Linked DNA regions of Mus musculus: regions 1 and 2 are each linked to region 3. A link is a loop called in an ENCODE intact Hi-C map of the cell type or tissue named here. Cell type or tissue: heart. All regions are shown on one strand. Region 1 overlaps Gm29185 (a long non-coding RNA gene). Region 2 overlaps Gm29185 (a long non-coding RNA gene). Region 3 has its middle 56 kb from the start of 1700027A15Rik.

Region 1 (8,000 bases), 82 kb before region 3:
CCAGTGTGGTACAGAGGCCGTAGGGATGCTGTATATGCAGCCAAATCTGTTCTGGACAAGAATTCTTCACAGCCTCAGCCAAACCTAACCCTGAGACCCTTATGGCTCATCTCTCTCCAAATCTCAACTCTGCTCGTCCTCAGAGTCTACGTAGATACATAACAGACCCTCGACTTCTAAAGCCGTCACCAGACTGCCCAGAGCCACTTTATTCTCTAAGCCTCTCCATCCTACTCATTCCTAACACAACAACACTGGTCACAGAGGTATCTACACCAGCAATTCAGAAGAAAAAGGTGGCATTGGAAATGGGAGGCAATGAGGAGTAGGGTGGAGACTTTAGAGTCAGAACCCAGATCATGAGGTAGGGCAAGGGAGCTGCTGATGCTGGCATGCCGAAATTCCCATTTGCTTGTGTAACTTTCAGCGGTAGCTGGGGGGAGGCTAGTTCAGGCAGCTATGCGAATGTGCCCTCCTGACTTACAACGAGCAGCATCTGAGCACATTGGGAGGGGATTCTAAGTAGGGATGTGGGGCTCGCCAGACTTAGTCTCTCTATCCACCCTGATTCTAAGAGTCTCAGCCACACAGGTCTAGACAATATGGCTTCTTTGCCACTCCTCAGACTCCGCTGTCATGGACAGACCCATTTCTAACTGTTCCCTCTCAAGAACGTGGGTTTGGGGGGGTCAGACAACGGTGGCTTCAAATACATTTACTCACTGTTAATTTATTGTCATTTATTCTAGAACATGTTGTCTTCTCTCATTGAAATAGATTGTTTTTCAATAAATATATTCCGATTAATGGCTTTCCCCTCACCCACCTTCTCTGAGACCCTCTCCACCTCTTTTCTTATCTATATCCTTCCACCCAAACTCACATTCTTTATTTTTCCTCTCTCATTAGTAATCAGACATTTAGAAAGTAATAATAATATAAAATAAAAGTAATCTTGGTTTCAAATGTGACCATGGAGAGTACACGAAAGGTCTGGTACTGTCCTCATGAAATTGGTGTCTTTTGTCCTCCTCCCTGGCTTGTGTCCTTCACTCTAACCTCATCAGGAACCCGGAGGAAAACCTGGTGTTACTAGTTAGACTTCAGAAATAATTTCTGAGATTTCCTGGGTGTGAGCCTAATAATGTTCCTGATCCTGGGTTCTAGAGAGAGTCTGACGGCCCAGGTGACTGTGAGATGCCTCAAAATAATGTGATCAGGCGAAGAACTGGGAAGAAGGAAAGTATAGTCTAGTTGGGATGAGGTATCCTAGTTTCAAAGGCAGCAATGGAAAGGAAGATTGCTCATTTGTATCTACACCTCAACATGCTCTGCAGGTTTTGGTACTGTCCTCACCTACTGGGGAAGCAGTGAATGGAATGAAGTTGGAAAACATTTCGGATGAGACAGTGAATGTAAACACCCTTTGTAGACACTTTTCCTCATGCCAGGGTGTCCTGGCCTACACAGCACACAGAGCTGATTTTATCTGTGTCCAGTTCTAGCACCTCCCTGCTTCTGCCCATCCCATAGAGGACGCTCCTGCTTCCCAACTGGTTCGTCCATTAGTCAGTTTCTCTCCAGCTTTATGTTTTCCTTAGCTCTTCTCCGATCTTGCCCTGCCTCAAGAGTTAAGACCCTGCCACACACTGGTGCTTTTCCATCAGGCCACATCTTCAGGTGTTGTCAGTAGAGGGCTTCCACCTCTCCTCCCAAGGCAGTCCCTCCAGCCTATCCACATAGTATGACTTTCATCCATTTCTCAGCTCATTCCCAGTCTTCAGCTGAGCCTTGCCTCACTCTCCTGGAGACATGCGAGCATTCTCTTAGCCTGCGTGCAACATCTCTTCCTCCTGTAGCAGAAAGTGTGGCAACAGGATTGTGGAAAGCTGCAGCAAGTACCTCCTGCTACCTTCAGGAGTCAGTGGTATGTGGTCCCTTTGAAGATCCTGGATCCTATGGAGGACAGAAATTTAACATCTGGTGCTGTAGCATAGCTGAAGGTTGAAGGCTCTAATTCATTTTTTCATTCTAGCTATTGCCTGGAAGACATATTTGCAGGTGCCTTTGACTCGTCTTAGAGTCGTTACTAATACCCCCATCCTTTTCAGTTGTAAAATCGAATTTTTTTTTCATCAAGAACTAGGCTCAGATCATCAATGCGCTGATGCTCATCACGTAGCTAGGAGAGCTAGAAGCAACCTGATCGTTGCATCTGTTCTAGGGGTGACGGGACAGCAAATACAAAACCTTATTTGCATTCAAGGACTCCACATTTTGGCTACTTTGTGATCACCATGCTTGCTTAAGTGCAATCAAGTTCTTTCTCAGCATCATCAGAGAACTCAAACAGGGAAAAAAAAAATCAAAACCTTGGGATTTAACAATAAGCAATGCTCTAGAAAACTGCTACAGTTTGGTTCTTGAACGTGTTCCAAAGGCAAATGCACTGAAGGCTGGGTCCTCAACCACTTGCGTTACTGGGAGATGAACAAGATTCCTGTACTACACACTCTACATTCCCGCCACAGTGAACTGGGACGTCACAGATCCAAAGCAACAGAGCCCAGTGAGTAGGAACTGAGAACTGTTAACTAAAGCAACCTCTCCTCCTTACAAGTTGATTCTCTTGAGTATTTTGTCGCCATAATGGAAACTTAATTAACACAATGACTTTTAGTGGGAACATCTTTTGCTAAACACCTTCCTGATAGATAGCAAACGTAGAGATGCAGCTACACTGCTCACTGATGCACCACTGGACATATAAGGAGCCTCAGCATCATTTAACTTCTCCTCCCTTGGGCTCCATGTTCAAGGAGACAGAGTGGCTACAGTGCTTCCCTCCTTTCTAGTCATACCACCACCACCTAGCTCAGAGCTCCTCCCATTGTGCCTCCCGCTGCCCCTCCCATTGCCTTTCCTCTCCCCTGGATTACTGGGATTCCTCTATTATTCATCTCCCCACTCCATCCGTCTCAGCCTATTCAACAACCTGAAGCCAGGTTTATCTGCTCGGCTCTAGTTCATAAATAATTTGGTTATGTTTAGTTCATAAATAGTTTTTATTTTTATTTATCCTCTCAATGAATAAACTATAGTTAGGCTATAGAGCTACCACTTTTCCTTGAAGTGCAATGTATCTCTGCTCTTTTCTATAAACATGGAGACAGTCAGATCTGTGATCGACACAGTATTGGTCAAATTCCATCTCCCTGTAATCTATCTCTCTTTGCAGAGACTTCCTTACTCTTCATCCTGAATTCTCTCTATCTACTCACAAATAACCATCCTAAGAAGTCTAGCTTACAATAAATGTCATTAGAATTGACTGAACCAGCATCTCTTTCTGATGGGACCTCAGTGTTCCCACACTCTATTCACATGGTAGGAACCTGCTGCAGCAAGACCAATAAGAACATTTCTTCTCCAAAGAGAGAGGATTGCCCTATATCAGGTGGTGTACCAATGCCAGAGCAAGCAGTGTCTCCTAGGAGATCTTCTATGGAGAGCAGGAGAAAGAGGCCATGGGCTAGGATCCTGACTTCCAGATTCCCTTTGTCTTCTAGCTCCATTCCAGGCAACATATCTCTCTCTCTCTCTCTCTCTCTCTCTCTCTCTCTCTCTCTCTCTCTCTCTCTCTCTCTCTCTGTGTGTGTGTGTGTGTGTGTGTGTGTGTGAGTGTATCCAAAGCCACTAAATTTACTAGTTGTGTGAAGTAATAATTCCCTAATTACTTTTAATAAATAATTCCTTTTACTTTAATAAATATCTCCTATTTTGCTTATGTTAGAATTGTGCTTTTGCAACTGATAAGGTAAAAGAGACTTTATGTGGACACACACCACACTGTGAAAGGTGGACAAAGACACGCATGTGCTCCACCCTGCCTGTTTTATGAGTATGTAAATATTGCTCTTATGTACCTCCCTGTAAATAGCTTGAGGGCAGTTTATCTGACATACATTTGTATCTTTCATGCTGTCTCACATATAATATGTCTGAAATATCGCTTCCTTGGTAGAGTGAATGAAAGGTAAATATTGGAAAGGATAAGCTGTTCGCTGGGATTATGAATCTTACTGGCCACCTCCATCCATATACTCTGGAAATAGAGGCAAACATTCATTATCCATCCATGGTCATTTTCAGTCAGTAAAAGTAATCTTCTGAATTCCATGGGTATTCATTTGAAATGTTAGAAGCCTTCTGTATGAATCCAGACTCTCCAAACTCACAGGGACCAAGCTGAGTCTGCTGGAGGATGGCTGAGACTCAGACTCCATTGGATTCCATAGTATAAAAAACTGCTAAAGAGGCTTTAGCGACGAGGAGGCAGAGGATGGACCTCTTAAGGCTCCACTGCAGTTAACTCCACTGAGCATGAAGCTTCAGCCAAATGACCCACAGTGAACAGTCCAGTACTGAGAGTCTTCTTGCCATGTTTGTCAGAAACTGGGGCAATATTGGAATAGTGTTCGTTCTTGTGTGGAGAAGACAATGTTTATCTAAGGGGTAATTATGTATGGAATGCTTGGGTCACAGTTGTGCTTTTTAATTTCCTGTTTCTTCTCCCCTTATTTAGTACGAGTGTCAAGGCTTCCAGACAAGGCTTCTTTGGTACTTAGAATTATTGGGCCACGAGGCCTGAATTTGTGTCTGATTTTCTTGCCCAACCAACCAGTTCCTAGCCCCACCTACCCCAAACCACTGTTCTTCATTGTTCTTCGGAAAGAACTCAGCGGCCCGTGAACAGCTGTTTCCAGGGGGCTGGCCAAGTGGAAACTGGGACAGAGCCCAGGCTGCTCTCTTGTATGCACTCAAATGGTGGGCCTCTGGCAAATCCAACTGTTACTCGCCAGTGCACCCTCAGCTGAAGCACCCTCAGCTGGAGCACCTCAAGTGTCACCCTATAGCACCATCTTCCACACCCATCCATGTTATTCTGTTAGGCAATCAAGAAGCCTGTGCTACACCTAACCAGATCTAGCCTCTCATTTCATGGCAGGGAGAGGCATCTCTTGCTCTAGGAACATACTATTGACACACACACCTTTCTTCTCTTCCTACAAGAATGTTCTTCCTATCTCTCAGCAAAGTTTGTAATCCATGAAGTGATTTGAAGATGAACCTCCCCCACAAATGTAGAGTAAGAACTTGAATATATGAGCAGGACGCATGCACACACGGGCTCTTATTTGCACACTGACTGTGCAAAAACGCAGATGGAAAAACAAAGCAGAAATGAACATATATTTTCTTAAATATTTTCTCCCTTTTACTTTGCCTTCAGTCGCTATTTTCGACTTCTTCACTCTGAATATAAATATTCTTAAGTATTATTTTCCCAAGAAGGTAGAAAAAGAAATGAGAGAAGAAAAAAAAGATCAAAGAAAGAAAAAAGGAAGAAGTGGAGAGAGCGAGGGAGGAGGAGGAAGGGAGGAGGGAGGAGGAGGGAGGAGGGAGGAGGGAAGGAGAAGAGAGGGAGGAGCAGCTCCAGGCAGACTCCACTTCTGTGCACATAGTCATTGCCTGAACATCACCACCAAATGACATAAGATCGAATTTATGCCAAACTCCAAGCTCATTGTGCTCACCACTGCCACTTCCAGTGCATCCTCTGTTTTTATGGCTACCCACCAGAGGTTTTCCACCTGTGTGTCACAACCTCTTAGGGGGGGGGGGGATCGCATACCAAATATTTACATTACGATTCATAATAGTAGCAAAATTACAGTTATAAAGAAGCAACAAAATAATTTAATGGCTGGGGGTGGATCACAGTATTAGGAAGGTTGAGAACCACTGCTACACACAGTAGATTCATGTACCCCAAAGGAAAACTTACGCTACCTTAAACTTCCCTCTTAAGGCCCCAATTTAACTAGTAACTAAATCTCTTCTCACCTGCCTCTTAAATGGCTCACCTAATTTTCTTAAGGGCAGGAGGTGAGGTGACAGAAGATTAAGCCTTGCTCATACTTGGTAACCACTCCACCACTGATGTATATCTTCAGCTCTTTTTCCATTATTATCTTGAGACAGGGTCCCATTAGGTCTCCCATTTAACCTTGAACTGTCAAGCCTCCTGCTCCAGCTGCAGGACAGCTGGGATGTCAGATCTACACCTCTGCATTTGAACTACCCTTTTTATGACTCTGCAGAAACTCGTGTCTTTTTATGTGAATAAAGCCTCTAAATTCTGCCCCCCTGCCCCCGCCGGTGAATGCTTTGAAAGCATAAATCTAGTACTACCTATAGGCTGCTTAAGTGCATGACTATTCTTCAGATCCTCTGGACTAAACTTTAACAACAACCTAACAGTTGGACCACTATGGGAATGGGCCCCATATGCACCCCAGGCTCTCACTAGAACCTCATTTTTCTTCCAGACACTTCCAAATACTTCAACCTGCTGTCCTCTTTTGTTCCTGACACCTTAGGGCTTCACACATGAAGTTTGTCTCCCATGAGTGTCGCATCTCCACTGTCTCTAACACATCTTAGCTACAAGCATGACTTCATCTGTAAAGATAGCCAAACCTCCGTGGGCCAGACTTGGGGGATGCTATTTTGTGATACTTAACCCTTCACACCTTCTTCATGAGCACAAAATTTTGTTATATTATAAAATGGTGTGTGTGCATGTGTGTGTGAGTGTGTGTGTGAGTGTGTGTGTGTGTGTGTGTGTGTGTGTGTGTGTGGCCTCCAAATTCAATACCATCTTTTATCTTTCCCTCTGTGTCTATTCATGGCTAGTCCAAAGTTTTCTACCCAGTAGGTTTGAAACTGGAAATAAATATTTGTTAAGAAAAGAGACAACCAGAGGGGCAGAAACTGAAAAGGGCCACAAAACAGAGAGTTTGTGATATGATAAATTAATCAGAAAACATAAAAATCACCAGGTTGTACAGCTTCAGGAATTAGCATAGAATTCCTCTGCAACTCTGTGAAGAAAGGGTAGAGAACTAGAGGAGATATTTAGTGCAGACCCACGATTGTGATGGAATACTGGCAGCCTACAGTACAGCTGAAATGGGGGATTGCTAACCGCTTAGTTAACTGCATTCAATTGAACTCAGTCATTGATTTTTCAAGTAGGAATAGACTTCATCTTTGTGGCTTGGTGAAAGTGGAATTAATTCTAAGCGGAAACTAAAAGGATATAAAGCTAAATATACCGTGAAGATCTTTCTAACAATAAATCTACTTGGATATGGACTGTGTCAAGACATAGGAGTCTGTTCTACAGATTCCTAGTTCTGTGACCTTGAAGAAGTTTTACTTAACCTCTCTGAGCTTCAGTTCCCTTGTTGAAAAATGGCTGTGATAGTGACACATGTCTGAATATAAATAGCATGATGAAATGTGCTCAGTGTACAATGGGTAGGAGATCCATATTGGCTTTTTATTAGTGATTGTTAGTGCTTTCTTATTGAACCATTGGGAGCAGAGGTGGACTACTGTGCACATAGCTCCTTTACCATTTTACTTGCCTCTCTACTATGATAGATATTTGTGAATCTAATTGCCACATGGACTGTCCCTTTTTGAAGGAAGGGTCCAAATCTGTTCTGCCTGATTATTTCTAGTTATTTATTTTTATTCTGTGTGTATGTGTGCCTATATGTATGTATGTGTATCACATGTGTGCCTGGTGACTGTGAAGGCCAGAAAGGGCATTGAGTCATCTGGAACCTGGATTGTAAATAGCTCTGAGCCACCATGTAGTTTCTGGGAACCAAATCTAGGTCCAGTGCAAGACCTACCATAGTGCCACCTCTCTAGCTCCATGTTTTACTTTAATAAACTCCTGAGACCTTGTAACTTGGGAGGTTTTTTTGTTTTGTTTTTGTTTTTGTTTTTGTTTTTTTTTTTTTTTTTTTTTGGTCTACATTGGATTGGGAGATGTGGTCTCTTTAAGCATTAGAGGCTTCATTAGATAGCACATCTGAGAACTTGTGGTCCAGTGATTCCATGGCCCTGGTGCACGTAGATGA
Region 2 (8,000 bases), 120 kb before region 3:
ACACGATCATTTTTAAATGATAAACTTTCACATGAGCCCGGATGACAACAGGATTCAAACTTGCAAAGTTCCCATCACTTGCACTCAGAGCTCTATGTTCATTGTGTGTGGGAAAAGTATACACAAAGAAGGAATAACTGTAGAGTGGTTGGGCAAACATGAAGCCCACAAATCATGGAGCCCCAGGAAAGGAAAATGATACAGTGGAACCCAAGCAGGGAAAGCCTAGACCATCTGAGACCGGCCAGCATCCTGGAGAGATCCTTCACTCTCATAAGAGTTGTAATTGCTTTCAAGTGTTACCCTGCTGCCAAGGTCCTGGATTGAGATCTCCCTTTGACTGGCATCCAGGGAGAGGGCCTGTGTGAGGTTACACAGCCAGGGTGCATTAATTGTTCTTGAGAAAATAGCACCCCTTCTAGCCCTCCTCTTGAAGAGACTCAACCTTCTCATCCTTCCCAGGGAAGTACAACAAATGAAGTGGTCTATGGAGGGACTGCCCAGAGCTGTGAGCCATCAGGCACGAGGAGGTGAGTTAACAGACAGGGCTGCCCGGGCAAAGTATATTTTGTTTCCACTGGAAGTAGAACATTCAGAAGCTGTGGAAGAGGCTTAAGGGGGACCTGGCTGGGTAAGGAATCAATGGACTGAGTGATATAGAGGTTGCCACAGACTCTAAAGTATGCTCGCCCTGGTCTCTACCTTACCATGGCTGCCCATGGGTCAGTGCTCATGCCCCTGGGCTGATGGATCACACTTCACAAACTCAGGCTGAAAGGGGATGGATGTGTGATTTGTTATATTTCCAAATAGAGATCATAGGGATGAATTATCAAGAAGAAACAGTGTATCACAGAAAGAGACTCAACCAGAGAACTGGATTCTGATTGGAAAGTTCCCTCTAATTAGCTCCAGGCCTGTGGGGTATTCCCACATCTTCAATAAGATAGGCCTGTCTGGATTAATTGCTCAACTCCCACTTTTGAAATCTTCCCTAAAGGTTTTTTTTTCTGCAGTGCCTATTCATTATTAACATCCTACACACACACACACACACACACACACACACACACACACACACACACACCATACCATGTACCACATACACTCACACCATACCACATACCACACATATACACACATGCTTCACAGGCCATACATAGATCATGAGCCATACATATACAGTGTTCAACATATCACATACCACATATGATGTACACACTTTCCACATATTACCTAGATGCACGTAGAATACTCACTACATACCAGTTCTCAATGAACAAATAAAAATGAGGAAATAATGGAAGTATTAGGTAAATACAAAGGATAGATAACTAATAGTGAGGTAGGGTAGGAACATGGTGAGGCAGGGCATAAGTAACTGTGCTACAAATCACTGGTACTAAAAATCCACACAGGTCAACCAGGACTGCTTAAACAATAAGAACACCCATCCTTCCATGAAGCTGAATTGGCCTCAGCGGTCTTCTACCACACTGCACAGGTCTGACCTCCCACTAGCTGGTTCTTCATTGAGTTCCAGGAAAGAACTACAACACCTACCCATCCCACCATACTTAGTCTTCCTGAGTATCTTCAGTGTAGCAGAGAGCCTAATGCCCAGGTGGCCAGCCTCTGTCTGCCCATGTCTCACAATTATGAATGGTCAGAACTCAATCTTGTCTCACTTGCTGGTTACATGGTTCAAGCTGGTGGTGCAGAAGCTGTTCCTGCCATCTTAGCCCTTGGGCTACAGCCATGTTCAAGGAGTTTACAGTCCAGATCAATTGCACTTACGGGGCTGCCAACAGAAGCACATGATTACAGAAACCGGTGTAAAAGAATTTTAAGGAGGAGGACTGGATTCTAAATTACACAGGAGGCGTTGGGTCTGGACTGTTTTCATCAGGAGCCGTGTCCTGGAGGTAACAGGCCATAAATAGTCATTTAAAGAGAAGTAGGAATGTGTTAGGGTGGGCCCAGGAATGAGTCAGGGCAAAACAGGCTCGTGAGGGAATGGGCCAGCCAGCAAGCAGGAGCTGAAGCTTTGGCTATGGGAAGGAGACAGGTAGGCAACAAGTGCATGAAGCCCAGGCACAGCACAATGGCTTTAGTGGAGCATCACTGTGCAGAGTGTTCAGGGTTGATGATGTGGAAGGACCACTTGGACAAGTTGTTACAAAATGTCTACATAAGTGTTGGTACCTTTTGTTTGTTTTGGTGGTGGTGGTGGTGGTGGTGGTGGTAATAGTATGTGTGTTGGTCAGTGTTGAGGGGTGTGTGTGTGTCTGTGTGTGTGATAGAGAGGAGGAGGGAGAAGGAAGGAGTGGTTTTCTTGTTATTTACTCCCTTAGTGGTTTAATATGCAGCTAGACTTGCCCTATGTTGTTGTAGAGCATACAATGCTGAATGCATAATGAAAGCTGAGTGAACTAAATATGTGTGATTCTTACCCCCACAGAGCCTTAGAGCCATGGAGCAGAGAAAAACACACACAAACACATAATTATACACTGTGAATCGGGCTACAAAGGAAAAGTAGAGAGTGGAACTTGTGTGTGTCACACCCAATGGCTCATCTTTCCAGTTTCTGAGAGGTCAGTGGTGATGGGTGCCACAGTTCCATAACAGGAAATCATTTAGGTGAACTGGGAGGGATACACGCTCCCATGTGTTATATGCCAACCCAAACTTTGTAAAGGGTAATCAAGATTTTATTTTTAATATAAAAATAGAAAAACTTAATGCTATCTGTGCCTAACATACAGAACTGGAGAAAGTCTTTCCCCCTAAACCAAAGACAACATTTTGACCCTGGACATCAGAGAAGATCAAGGGACTACGGCAGAAGCCTTTCAGTGAACAAGAGTATTAGGATTGGTCAGTGAGAGTCCCTATGATAGGTGAGGCAATGGCTCCTGCAGCCTGGAGAGAGAGCGAAAGGGAGGCAGAAAGAGAGGTGGGGAGTTCAAGCCATTCCTGCATTTCTTCTCATTATGTCAACAACTTCAACAACTGTGCAGCAGCCAGATAGCTTCTAATAACTGGGAATCATGACTTAGACTGCATAATTTTCTGCATTTGGAAAAGGTGGGTGAGGGGAGAAATCTGGGGAACAGAAGAGGGGCTAATGTACAGGAAACTCCACAATCTACCTTAGAAAGTGTTTCTCCCACTTAGTCTCCTGAGGGAGGGCAATAGCATCTGTGCATTGTGTGTAGAATTATACAGATGTTATCTGTTTGAATATTCCCAACCAGCTTAATATCTTGAGGTAGGAAGGAATTTCTTTAGAACTCTGAAACTCAGGGACTCCCAACACCAAAAATTGAGGACATGGTGGAGCTCAAATTTAAATCAAAATTAAGACTCCTGGGTTCCATGAAATAATACTGGGATACTTAGAGACATATATAACACACAATGTTGCCCTCTACAAAGTTCATGCTCATGAATCATGCAGTTGAGTTAATATATATATCATATATATGTATACATGTACATATATATGATGTATATATACACATTTAATCTCATATATTTTAAAAATGTTTGTAAGGGTGTGCATTCATACTATCTTTGGCTACATGCAGGTGCATGCAACCCATGGGCCACAGGCTTCACATTCCCGACTGGAAGTGGGAGATGAAGATGAGAGGAAGAAAAAGATGGAGAGAAAGAAGCAGAACAGAAGACTAGAATGAGAGGGGTTCAGGAAAGAGAGACGTGATGATCAAGCAAAGGACAGGGGAAAAGGAAGTTAGAAGAGAAAAAGGATGAGCAGAGAGGAGGAAGGTGGTGGAGGAAAGGAGAGAAACCTGACTAGGTCATGAGCAAAGTCTGCTATTTCTTCAGCCTGCAGCTGCAGTGAAATGTCCCACTCTGTCTCCAGTTTCTACCGCTTCCACAGTGCAGGGTGTTCTCAGTTTCCTGACCCTCTGTCCTGGATTCCCATGGACACCTCTTCCTTTCCCAGCCTCTCCCTAGTCCCAGAGTTTGAACAAAGCTCCCATCCGGATGCCTCTGCTTTCTCACACAATGGCTTCCTTGCCATTGAAGACAATCTGTGCTACTGACCTTTAACATCTGCTGGCTCAGTTACACCATGAGGAGACAGGAAAGACTTCCTCTTGGCATGGTGATGTTTTTCTCATAGTGGTGAGTCCAAAGGGATCCTAGATGGAATGGGGCTCAGCTACCAACAGAGAGGACAGGGGCAGTTCTGTGAATTGCCTTCCTTCAGAGGCCACCAGAATCTATAGCGTCTAGTCTAGACAATTCTTCCACACATACTAATCTAGAACAAACCCTCCCTTTTACAATATAAAAGGGCAAGATATACCTACAGGAGCTTCCCTTCCAAAACTGTTAAGTAGCTAGGCATGGTTTAGCCTTGGACATCAAGGATGCACCCCCGCCTAAGGATGCACCCCTGCCCCATGATAGGCTTTGGAGGCCATCTCCCATTTCTTGGATAACATTTAAAAAGGTAAATACATTTAAAATGGTAAATACTCAGCCCTCCTGTCAAAATAATGGAATAATCCTGGACTTAAGAGGAAACATGACATTCTGATCTGCTCGAAAGGTTAGGCCATATCAAACTATTGCCTTAAGAGTTGATAGAGTAGGGCCAGCCAATCACCTGGCCAAGCGTCTGCCCCACAGGACATACATTCATCTGAAGAAATGCTATGGAGGTGGGAGGAATGATTATCCCCTTAATGAGATAATGTTCATATCCTTTCCAGGAAACTCCCTCCACACAGCTGCCTTCAGAGTCATGCAGCATGCCCGTTTTTGTCTGGTCATTTTCTTATTTCTTTATTCATTTTAATTAATAGGCGTGCTTTCCTGGACATTCTGGGATTTCTTACCAGCTCTCTGAAGCTTTGCTGTTTGCCAATCTTCATTGTCGAACATGTCTGCTTTCTTGGACTTTGAAAGCTCCAGCATTCTCCCTTCTTCCTCTCTGCACCTCTTCTCTAGTCAGCTGCTGAGATGCACAGCTCACCTGCCCTGTTCTTTTCCTTCCAATTTCTAACAAAATCTTTGTCCTCGGGCTTCCTTCTGAGACCATTTTTAAATTCTTTAACCAATGAGTCAGAAAAGGGAGCCCTGACTTCCCTGGTAACTACAGGTTTTATACAGGCCCTCATGCTAGCTGCTACTCCCTAGACCTGCCATTGACAGCAGGTCACCCTTTTCTGCTCTCCTGTAGGGTGTGTAATGGGACCTGTCAGCCCCACTGGGAAGCATGCATGAGCATCAGCCTCATATAATTCATGGTTGGTTTTTCACCCTTCACAAACAATCTTCCCATTGTCTCCATCCACCCCATCTCCAACCTTGCTGAGTTGCTGTCCAAATCAATCATCTTAGCAATAGAAGCAGACAACATTGCCATTCCATTACCAAGATTTGCAGCAGCACATGCTGGTAGTTTTGACGAATCAAGTCTTGACTGAAATGTCCAACTCCCCCTAAAAAATGTTATTTCCAATGGCCTCCCTAAGATGACTTCTATCCATTCCCCCCACAAGGTTCTGTGTGGGATGTCAATATTCTTATTTTCATTACAGCACTTGCCCTGGCATTTGTGTGACCCAAGCTGTAGAGCTGAAGTCCTCACATCAGGCTCTCAGGACTTACTATGTGACCTGCACCAACCCGGCTCATGTATGTTCAATAAATGTGAATATAAGAAATAGGTGTAGTTTAGAGGCAAAAGCACTTGCCCACCATGCATGAGACCACAAGTTTGATCATCATCATTGTAAAGTCTTTTTCAAAACAACAAAATGAACAAAATAACAATGGGTGGAGGAGCCTGGATCACCCAAGCCCCGTTCTCCCCCCATAGCATGCTCTCTGCCTTTCACCTGGCATCAAGTGGCTTTTCCTTTTGCCTTCTCATTTTTTGAGTAGAAAAGACCAGATCTTGTCAGTCATTACCCATGTATAATTATAATTTCTTTGCTGTTACTTCTGGCTATATGCTTTTCCTAAGTTATACAGCTGTAAATTAAAGGATGACAACAGAACTATCTTGAAAATTAAACAAAACAGCTATGGTGATGTGATCTGCTATACATTAAACATTCAACTAGAATCAACTGCTTTGTATTCCCCCCCCCCTTTTTGTCCCTGTAACTTACTTCCCTGCCTTGTCCCAGTTCTTTCTTCCTATCCATAAACTAGAGGAAAAGAAGATGGGCAGAGTTACCTGAGAAGTATCAACAACAATGATACCCAAGAAGAGTCTAAGAGAGCAGCAGCAGGCATTGGGGACAGCAATAGGGATGTTTAGGATGTAGAATGGTCATCTCGAAGATTCTACCCTCCTATTCTGAACTTCACCCTTTTGTTAGTCCAGCTGTGCAGGTAAATTAGGGAGCATTTATTGAACCAGGTGTGGGTTGGAAGAAAGAACCCTTACACTGGAAATAGAAGATTTGTTCCCTTGAACTCAACCAGATTCGGGTTTTGAGGAAAATCAGCTCACCCTCATAGTATCAGCTCATCTCCAGTGCTCTTAGCTCACCCCTGGACAGACAGACACAGGAGGTCTCATGGCTAAACCAGAGCAAGCTGTTTGTGGCAGCGATCTTCAAACAAGGGCTATGTGAACAGATGCTCCAAGAAGTATTATTTGCAGCTTTTGGTTTTCTTTGTAGGACTCCAACCCTTCCCCACACAGACACCTTAGTCTTCATCTTATGTTTTGATAGACCTGAGTTGAAAGACTTATTCTCACCAGGCTAGCCATCTGGATTTCTTCCCTCATCTCTCCTGGAGCCTCACCTTCTCTAGGGAGGATTTCCTTCTCAAGCTGACAAGAGTAGAAGCTTTTCAAAAGTTTGTGGAGATGAACTGGCCTCTTTTCTGCTATGCCTGCCTGAAGCCAAGGTCACATTCTGGACCCAAACCACTTGCTAACTAATCTCCAAGGGTAAATGGAGAGTTGATGCCACTGCCAACTCCAGGCAGTTCCCAAAGCCATAGTTCTCATGCAATATCCAGAATGTCCTGCCTGAAGACTGAGTACCATGTCCCTCTGTGCAAACGTCTCACACTTCTCATTAGAATATGGAACTGTCTTAGCTGTCAGCACCCATACCATGCAACTATTGTTATGCCCTTCATCCCCACAGGAACACAGTTACAATAATGGTGTATCTGGGTTATTGTTGTTGTTTTCTTTTTCCTCGTTTTAGGAAAAAAATGGTGGGTCCATGCTGGAAAAACTAAAGAAAGGCTGGGCCATCTTGTACTTCAGTCCTGCCTGGGTAATGCTGAGGGATGAAAGAGGACATGCTAGACAGGATCATGGGAGCTCATATGGAGAGACTGAAGGCCATTTGGCGCTGTGGCTATCTTTATAAAGTGTATGTTTGTTTGGACTTTTACCCTAAGACTTGGAAGAAAAGATGAAAGATTGGAAACTTTCAGAACCTAGGCCCCTTCCTCCATCTATCCTTCCTGAGAATTATTTTACAGCCTCTTAAGTGGCAGTCTGGTTAACATATGTCCCTGCCTGTGGTGGACCAGCACATCCTACCTTGAACTCTGAGACCCTTCCTCATTTTGTTCCAGTCTAGGCTGCCATCAAGTGCCTCCAGAGCTTCCTAGTAAGGTACCCAGTGGGAAACTGAGATAGAGATTGGAGAATGGGTCCATGTATTGGTTTGCCTAGGGCAAGACTTGATGTTTTGACCTCCGGAAGGTTGGGTGATTGGTCTGACATGGTTATTGTTCAACTTGTCCTCCTGAATAAAGACCAGACCAGGGCACACTCCCAGTCCAGTCTTCTGTAGCAGAACAATCACCCTTCTTAATGCCCTTTTAATCCCATACAATTATAGTTACCAGTGGTCTACTTATGTTCAAAGACTAGCCGAAATAGCACTCTTTTCAGGAACCAGCTTGCTACCTATGATCTCTTTTATTGTCTATTTTCCACGACATTTTTTTCAAATTAATGAACATCTGGCTGTAGT
Region 3 (8,000 bases):
GCTGATAGTGTTAAACTGGGGTCTACACTATCAACAGGAAGAGTTCCTTCATTTGGCCTGTGGCTCTCCATCCAGAAGTGTGATGCCAAGACACTCAGTGCCTATGCTCCTCCTGTGTTAACTCACTATAGCTGGGCCTCCCCCTGACTTGGACCCCTCTCTTTTCTGAGGGTAGCCAGAAGGTTCCTTCCATTGCCAAGCACAGTGGCTCGGAGAGAATAAAGGAAAGGGAGTAGGAGGCTGTTAAAGAGAAAGAAAAAGGGAGGCAAGGAATCCAAGCAGAAGGGGAAGAGATGAAAGAGCCAAGGAGCTCTTTGAATGATGAAGAATTAGGGAAGAGAGGGAGGGAGAAGCCTCAGCACAAAATGTCCTAAGTTGCAGTGGGTGACATGTCTGCGCGGCTGGTTGCCGGCTCCCCTCCAAACGCAGACTCTAGCCATCTGCTTGGCCAACTCTTCTTGGTGGCAGCTGGTCAATAGGACCCAGCAGAGACCAGGCAAGAAGCTTGGAGAGCTTCAGGCGAGAGAGATGGGAGAAGAGGGGCAGAACAGGTTATCTTTCTTTCCTCCCAAAGCCCTTGAGTGCTCCTTGACATTCCTTCCTGCCAGAGGTAGAGGGTTTGAGAAGTAGTGTCCCTCAGATTGGGGGAGGGGGGCTTCAAGGGCAGGCACTGCACACAGAGCTATTTCCACCTTCTAGAAAACGTGGCTTACCACCTAGCATGGAAAGAAATGGGGTGTTGGTGGGAACAGGAGCAGATGCATAATCTAGGGTTTATTTAAGATGAAAGGACGGGCCCTGAGTCCCACCTATTGGAGCCCTCACATGCCATCCTATCATGCTGATTCCTTTCTGTGTTAATGGTATTTCTACGTGGCCATTTCAGCCTCCTCTGATAACAAGGTCTTTCCAGACCTCAGCAGACAAGTATGTCCAGAAATGGCTGCTCTGAACCTTTCCAGATGTGAGATTCAGAAGATAACCAGAGGAAGGCCATTTGGTTCAGCACTTTCAGGCCAAGGAATTACAAGTCTCCATTCTCAAGCTAGCAGCAGCTGTCCTTATCCATGATCTCTTCTAAAGGAGCGCCACATAAAGTCAACAGAGTGCTGCCCTGCTCCATAATAGAATCCAACAGGGTCTCAGGCTTCTCCCATCTCTTCTTACAGCCTGTGTCTTTTCTGCTAATTGGACAGCACTTTATTTCTTTAAATAACCCCAGACTACTTACTTAAACTGATGTTCGTAGCCCTTTGGGATCTTTATCTCCCAAGGCCATTTTACGACCTAGGCTGCAAGGTAACGTTTTTTTCACTAATGTTACAGGATTTATAGTCCTATGCATACAAAAATCCCAATGTCTACCAATAGTTTCCCCTTACTCATCACCCCCTGGGGAAGGTGTGCTAATGAAAACCATCACACAGGATGATTCAAACTTCCATGAAGTGGCTGAGTTTGTGGGCATGCTCAATGGGACGCCTCCATTTGCACTTTCCAAACAACTTCACAACTCAATTGTGCTGCCTGGATGGTTCCAAATTTCTCCTACTGAGCCTGATTTCCCTCCTACTTTTTTTTTCTTAATTATTAAAAACACAGGCCATCTGCCATCCCAGGAGGAGGAGGAGGAGATGGCCAGAGGGCCATAAATGGATCCTACATGATGCCAGGCTCATGATGTCTGTTTGCCCTGCCAAGGCAGCCTCAACCATCCCATCTAGATGGATGGTCTCTGCTATTCTTCTCTGGGGGATTTCTGTCCCTTCGCCGAAGAAAATCAGTTTAAAAGGATAAATACAAAGTGCTCACAGAATGGGTTAGGAGCAGAGAGGTCACCAAGAGAATCCCACAGAAGTCACCCCACCCTTACTTTCTCCCTTGGAAAGTCTGGCATTTGTATGACTTCCAGTCCCTGCTGACTCTGAAAATTCAGAGATCAGATTTCCATATTAAAGACTTCCACACTTCCTGGCTCTTCAGCATATTCATTTGCCTGAAGATTATAACCCAAGATTATAATCCCATAGTTTGAATGTAGCCAAATTTTACATTGTGCTTCATTCCCCTGTGAGTTCCAGAGCACCGATGGAAATAAAGAGTCTCCTTGACACAGAGATAGTTGATAGTGAGGCTAGCTTAACATGGAAATCTATGAACTTACAAAGGAAGCATTTGGTCTCCTACAAAAAGTTAGCCAATTTAAGAGTCGTAGACACAGGCTTTTGAGCCTTCCTCCACTGACAAAAGATCACAAGGCTTGCAGTGTTACAGAGTTAGAAACTAGACTTTCTAGCCAGCAAGCCCCAGAGTCCTTCCTATTCCAGTTATGGGTTCAGAGGATCCAAACTCAGATCTTCATGAATGTATGGTAAATGTCTTATTATACACACATCTCCCAGATCTTATACCTGGTTCTCACCACACACTTCAACTGGATTTGAACAGAATAGTAGATTCCTCTTTTACAGCACTATGAACCTAGGTGAGTTACTTAACTTTTTTTTAGTTTCTGAGCTAAACTTTAACTTCTCCATGCCTCAGTTTTCTTCTTTATAAAATGGGTATAACTATAATACTTTTATCACAGAATTGCTAGAATTATCTAATGAGTTGGTACATACAAAGCTTTTCAAGTAAGACCCAGTATACATGTAATGTTCTCATAGTTGCTGCTAGCTTAAACAAGATACACTTCCAGGGATGGGTCCCTTCTGGCTTGTACCTCAGTAGGATTCCATTTTTCTGCCCTGTGTCTGGGTGCCGGACAGTCTTCAGAGTCTGGAATCCTGTCTCTAGAGGTACAGATCAAGGAAGGCATATTGGCATGGGAGGCAAAGTGGCCAGAAGCCCAGGCAGGAGCCAGCACAGTGGAGGCTGGTAGTCTTGAACTCTTCACAGAGCAGGAAAGGTCTCCAGATTCACAGCATAAAGAGGCATCAACTAACACTGTGCTTCGGTGGTATAAATGTTACCCAGAATGCATAAGGCCCTGACTTCCATCCCCAGGGTACCTTAATTAATTAGTTAACTAATTAATCAACCAATCAATGCAATTTAAAAGATCCTAACAGATTTTGGAAATAAAGCTTTGGCTGGAAAGGACCTTACCGTCCACAATAGCTGATCGCAGTTGAGGGGTAGATCCAGCTCCCACTCTTTAGAATCTACGCTGACCTTAGAGACTTGGCCCAGGGAATATGGCAAAAGTAAAATCAAGGGCCTTTGGAAGTCAAGTCTTCAAAGCCTCTTTGGGGACTCTGCAATACTTTTTACATGGCAGCCCAAGGGCATAACAGAGTGCATCCAAAACCCAATAGGGGCCTAGATCCAATGTCATTATAAGAGAAAGGGGAGAGAGGTTTGATACAGAGAAGAAAAAAGAAATAAGAAAGGAAACTATGTAATGTCGAAAACAGAGGTGGGATTGCTACATGCCAGAGCTTGTTTCAGATTGTCAGAGACTCTGAGCATTTGGAAAAGGCAAGAAAGGAGTCTCCCCTTTTCTGCTTCCTTGACTTGCTCTCCTGTAAAGTCACAACTGTCTGGTCTTCCCCATCTCTGCCTTATCTACACCTTGCCATACATCCCTTATCTCTTGCCCCCAGATGTTCTACTCTGTCCATCCATTTCACATCTCATGCTCACGCATGGTCTCATGAAGGATGTGGTCTGTGTTTCCCCCTCTCCCTTCCCCATCTTCCCCGACCACCTGTTCCATCAGCACCAAATATTATTTATTACCAATCTAACCAACTTCATTTAGGGGACAAACTCCAGCCCTCACCCTCTTCCTGCCTCTTCAATCTGAGGTGGAGACATCTGGAAACAAGTTTAATAAAGTGGCTGACAGGCAGCTAGGTCCTGGAGCTTCTCAGGCAGGCCCCTGGGAGCCATTCCACAGAGGAAGCCGGAAGAAATGGGGCTAATGGACTGCTGGTCTCAAGGAGAATCCATTTGGCTGTTCCAGGATGGACAAGGGCTGCCTCCCCTCTACAACTCACAGGAGGAAGCTGCACCTGCAGAGAGGAAGGGAGAGTGAGTGGCTCCCGACCAAAGGTCCTCTACTCCCTTCCTGCTGAGCCCTCGACTCTTGAGGGAAATACTAAAACTCTCTAAGTCTCTGTCACTCAAAGATGGATTGGACCACATGGATTCGCAGACTGCTCTCTAATAGTCTAGAATCCTGGGATTGACCAAAGTCACCTGGTCAGAGACAGACAAAAAGAAAAGGCCAGCTAGCACCTGTCGAATCACCCATTGACAGGAACCCTGAGTTTTGAGTATTGTCTTGGGACATCAAGATAAATAAAGGAACTCACAGGTTAGAAGGAAAGCTATAGCATGTGTGCAAATCATTGCAAAGTCTTTCGTTGGAGCACTGAGCTATACGATTTTTTCCAGTAAAAAGCCAGTGAGTTTGTAGCCCAGCGGGACTAAGCTTCCATTTGAGGAAAAACAAGAGCTGAGCAAGGCCAGGTGCAATGATTGCCCCAAGCTCTGGGTGGTAGTCTGCCTACTCTGACTCCCACAGGAACTGAGGTACAGTCCCAACAAAGTAGGGGAAGAGTCAAAGGAAGCTTTCCTGAGGAAGAACTTGAATGGCATCCTGAATGGAAAGAAGAGGGTGTGGATTGTGTGGGCTTGATGAAAAGTAAAAACAAACAAACAAAAACCAGGACTCCTTGTTCAGATGTTTCAAGACACAGAAGATGAAACCAAACCTAAGACCCTTCCCAGCACTGCAGGGGTCCCATGCGTGAAACAACCTCACACTAGGGCACCCCTTGGGTACTTCATGGCATGAGTTCTTTGTCAGTATACTGCCTACACGGGCATCTGCCTATATAAGCTATGTGATTTATATCAGTACATTTCATGCTATCTACTGAAATGATACTTTAGCTCATGAGAAGGTTCGTACATAAAACATTAAATTAGGAAAGGAAGCCAAAGGCCATTTCTAAACCCAGCAAAGTTAGTCCACATCTCCTCCAGCACCATACACTTCCTGGCTCCCTCAGTATCTTTTAGACCCCTCTCAAAAGAAGATATGCAAAAAAAAAAAAAAGATTCTCACTTCCCAGCCATACTGAGAAACTCACATTGCCCTCTCTCTACCCTAATCACCATCCCCTGCCCAGCAAGAGTCCAGTCAAGTGGTTTCGCTGGGAATTCACTCTCTCCCAGTGACTGGGAAACAGCCTCTATCCCCTTTCTCCAGCTAACTAGAGAAGCAAGAAGTTATGGGTCCTGCATTGAATCCTGTCTCCCCCAAATTAGCAACTACTTGGAGCTAAAGGTAGCAATATAAAGAGGGAAAATCTGGTATAAACCTGGGGAGACCTGGCGCTGCAGATAACAAAGAGTCATTAATAGCACCCACTCCCAGCTTTCTGATCAGAAAGTGGGTATTTTAGTTCTTCCATCGAGGTGACTTTCCTATGTGTTTAACATTCCTGCTTTCTCCAATGTTTACCTGTGAGCACAAGGGCCTCCTGCCCTCTACCATAGATGGGTCAGCACATTCACCTGGCTTTTAAGTTGATGTTGGGGATCTTAACTCTTAGTCCTCATACTTGCATAAGAAGGCCTTATCCACTGAACCACCCCACCCCTACCCCCAGTCCAGAGGACAGTGTTGTTCTGAGATGTCCATCAGGACTAAATTAGCCAACATCCGTGACAGTAGTGAATCTGTGTGGCACAGGCATGGAGCACAGTTCAACAGATCAAACCCGTTCTCTTTCCTAAAGGTTTAGAGATTTCAGAATGGCTTTGTCACTGTGGTCACCTCTACCTCACCCACACTGTGCCATGTGATAGTTAAGGTCAGTCCTGGGACAGGGGTGTTTAAAATGATGCTGGGATAATTCATCTCCAGCTCTAGAGATGGAGTGAAAGATCACAGCACAGTCCAGCAAAGGGGGTAACAAAAGTAGAGCCTTCATGGCTCTGGGGAGCACGGATGTGTGAGCTGCTGACCCTGTACAGCAACCTTAACTCAAAGATAACTCCCCTATCCCCAGCATCCCCACAGCTGCAGCCACAGATGTTGCAAGCAAAACGAGAAGTGAATTCTTTCTGACTTGAGGGATTTGCATATGGTTTGTGTAAAACTAATTAGTTAATGGTTTTATTTTTTTAAAAAAAGACTTCCTTTTCTCCTGCAGTAAATTTACTTTATAGGAAAATTTATGTTCCACCAACATCTACCTGCCAGCCCAATCCATCCAGCCACTTGTTTTGGCACTTTTGTTTTGTTTTGTTTTTTTTAGGAAGAGAGAAAGAAAGAAAGAAAAAGAAAGAAAGAAAGAAAGAAAGAAAGAAAGAAAGAAAGAAAGAAAGAAAGGGAAAGAGAGAGAGAAAGAGAGAGAGAAAGGGAGAGAAAGAAAGAGAGAGAGAAAAGAAAGAAAGGAAGGAAGGAAGAAAGAAAGAGGGAGAGAGAGAAAGAAAGAAAGAGAGAAAGAAAGAAAGAAAGAAAGAAAGAAAGAAAGAAAGAAAGAAAGAAAGAAAGAAAGAAAGAAAGAAAGAGAAAGGAAGGGAGAAAGAAAGAAAGAAAGAAAGAAAGAAAGAAAGAAAGAAAGAAAGAGAGAGAAAGAAGGAAAGAAAGAAAAACAGTTTATCATATTGTCCATTGTTGTCTTCAAGTCATGAAGGCTGAGCTAAATAATCACAATCTAAGTCTAAAGACCCACCTGTCCAGCCCAAACTATTTGTTAGTGATCCTTTGCAGAACCCCATAAACGTAGCAAAAGCCAGCTCCACTTACCATAATCAGATGGGGAAAAGGCACAATTAGCATCTGGAAAATAAAGCATTATTCAATTCTAACTGGGTTCTATTACTTCCACTTGAAAGTATGGCGCTTTCTACTCATTCATTTTCTGCCAAGTGCTTGCTTAAGACTCCTGCAGCTCCTTGGATATGGAAGCAAAGACGCAGACGTTTCTCTGATTTCTTTTTTTTTCTTCTTTTTTTTTTTCAGTTCAATTTATTTTTTTAATTAGGTATTTATTTCATTTACAGTTCCAATGCTATCCCAAAAGTCCCCCACACGCTCCCACACCCACTCCCCCACCCACCCACTCCCACTTCTTGGCCCTGGCATTCCCCCGTACTGAGGCATATAAAGTTTGCACGACCACTGGGCCTCTCTTTCCACTGATGGCTGACTAGGCCATCTTCTGATACATATGCAGCCAGAGACACGAGCTCCGGGGGGGTACTGGTTAGTTCATATTGTTGTTTCACCTATAGGGTTGCAGATCCCTTTAGCTCCTTGGGTACTTTTTCTAGCTCCTCCATTGGGGGCCCTGTAATCCATCCAATAGCTGACTGTGAGCATCCACTTCTGTGTTTGCTAGACCCCGGCATAGTCTCACAAGAGACAGCTATATCAGGGTCCTTTCAGCAAATTCTTGCTAGTGTATGCAATGGTGTCAGCATTTAGAAGCTGATTAAAGGATGGATCCCGGATATGGCAGTCTCTAGATGGTCCATCCTTTTGTCTCACCTCCAAACTTTGTCTCTGTAACTCCTTCCGTGGGTGTTTTGTTCCCAATTCTAAGAAGCGGCAAAGTGTCCACACTTTGGTCTTCGTTTTTCTTGAGTTTCATGTGTTTTGCAAATTGTATCTTATATCTTGGGTATTCTAAGTTTCTGGGCTAATATCCACTTATCAGTGAGTACATATTGTGTGAGTTCTTTTGTGATTGGGTTACCTCACTCTGGATGATGCCCTCCAAGTCCATCCATTTACCTAGGAATTTCATAAGTTCATTCTTTTTAATAGCTGAGTAGTACTCCATTGTGTAAATGTACCACATTTTCTGTATCCATTCCTCTGTTGAGGGGCATCTGGGTTCTTTCCAGCTTCTGGCTATTATAAATAAGGCTGCTATGAACATAGTGGAGCATGTGCTCTTGTTACCAGTTGGAACATCTTCTGGATATATGCCCAGGAGAGGTATTGCTGGATCCTTCGGTAGTACTATGTC

Evidence for each region. Peaks named below come from ENCODE experiments on the same cell type or tissue, not always from the same donor. Only the 100,000 strongest peaks of a DNase experiment are listed, where the experiment ranks them.
Region 1: it touches region 3 in a loop (2.2-fold over the local background); 2 of 42 quality-filtered maps call a loop at or near these places.
Region 2: it touches region 3 in a loop (2.8-fold over the local background); 3 of 42 quality-filtered maps call a loop at or near these places.

Annotation. Positions count from the first base shown.
Region 1 is chr1:73,150,351-73,158,350 of GRCm38, reverse strand. All of the region lies in intron 1 of Gm29185 (a long non-coding RNA gene), which reads right to left. Among named protein-coding and RNA genes, the nearest start is that of Gm31197, 14 kb to the right of the region's middle. In heart, no CTCF peak of the experiment used is centred here; a DNase peak (open chromatin) is centred at 4,760; H3K27ac peaks cover 549 bases.
Region 2 is chr1:73,185,000-73,192,999 of GRCm38, reverse strand. All of the region lies in intron 1 of Gm29185 (a long non-coding RNA gene), which reads right to left. Among named protein-coding and RNA genes, the nearest start is that of Gm31197, 48 kb to the right of the region's middle. In heart, no CTCF peak of the experiment used is centred here; a DNase peak (open chromatin) is centred at 4,029; H3K27ac peaks cover 1,105 bases.
Region 3 is chr1:73,068,353-73,076,352 of GRCm38, reverse strand. No RefSeq gene overlaps it. Among named protein-coding and RNA genes, the nearest start is that of 1700027A15Rik, 56 kb to the right of the region's middle. In heart, no CTCF peak of the experiment used is centred here; a DNase peak (open chromatin) is centred at 3,932; H3K27ac peaks cover 874 bases.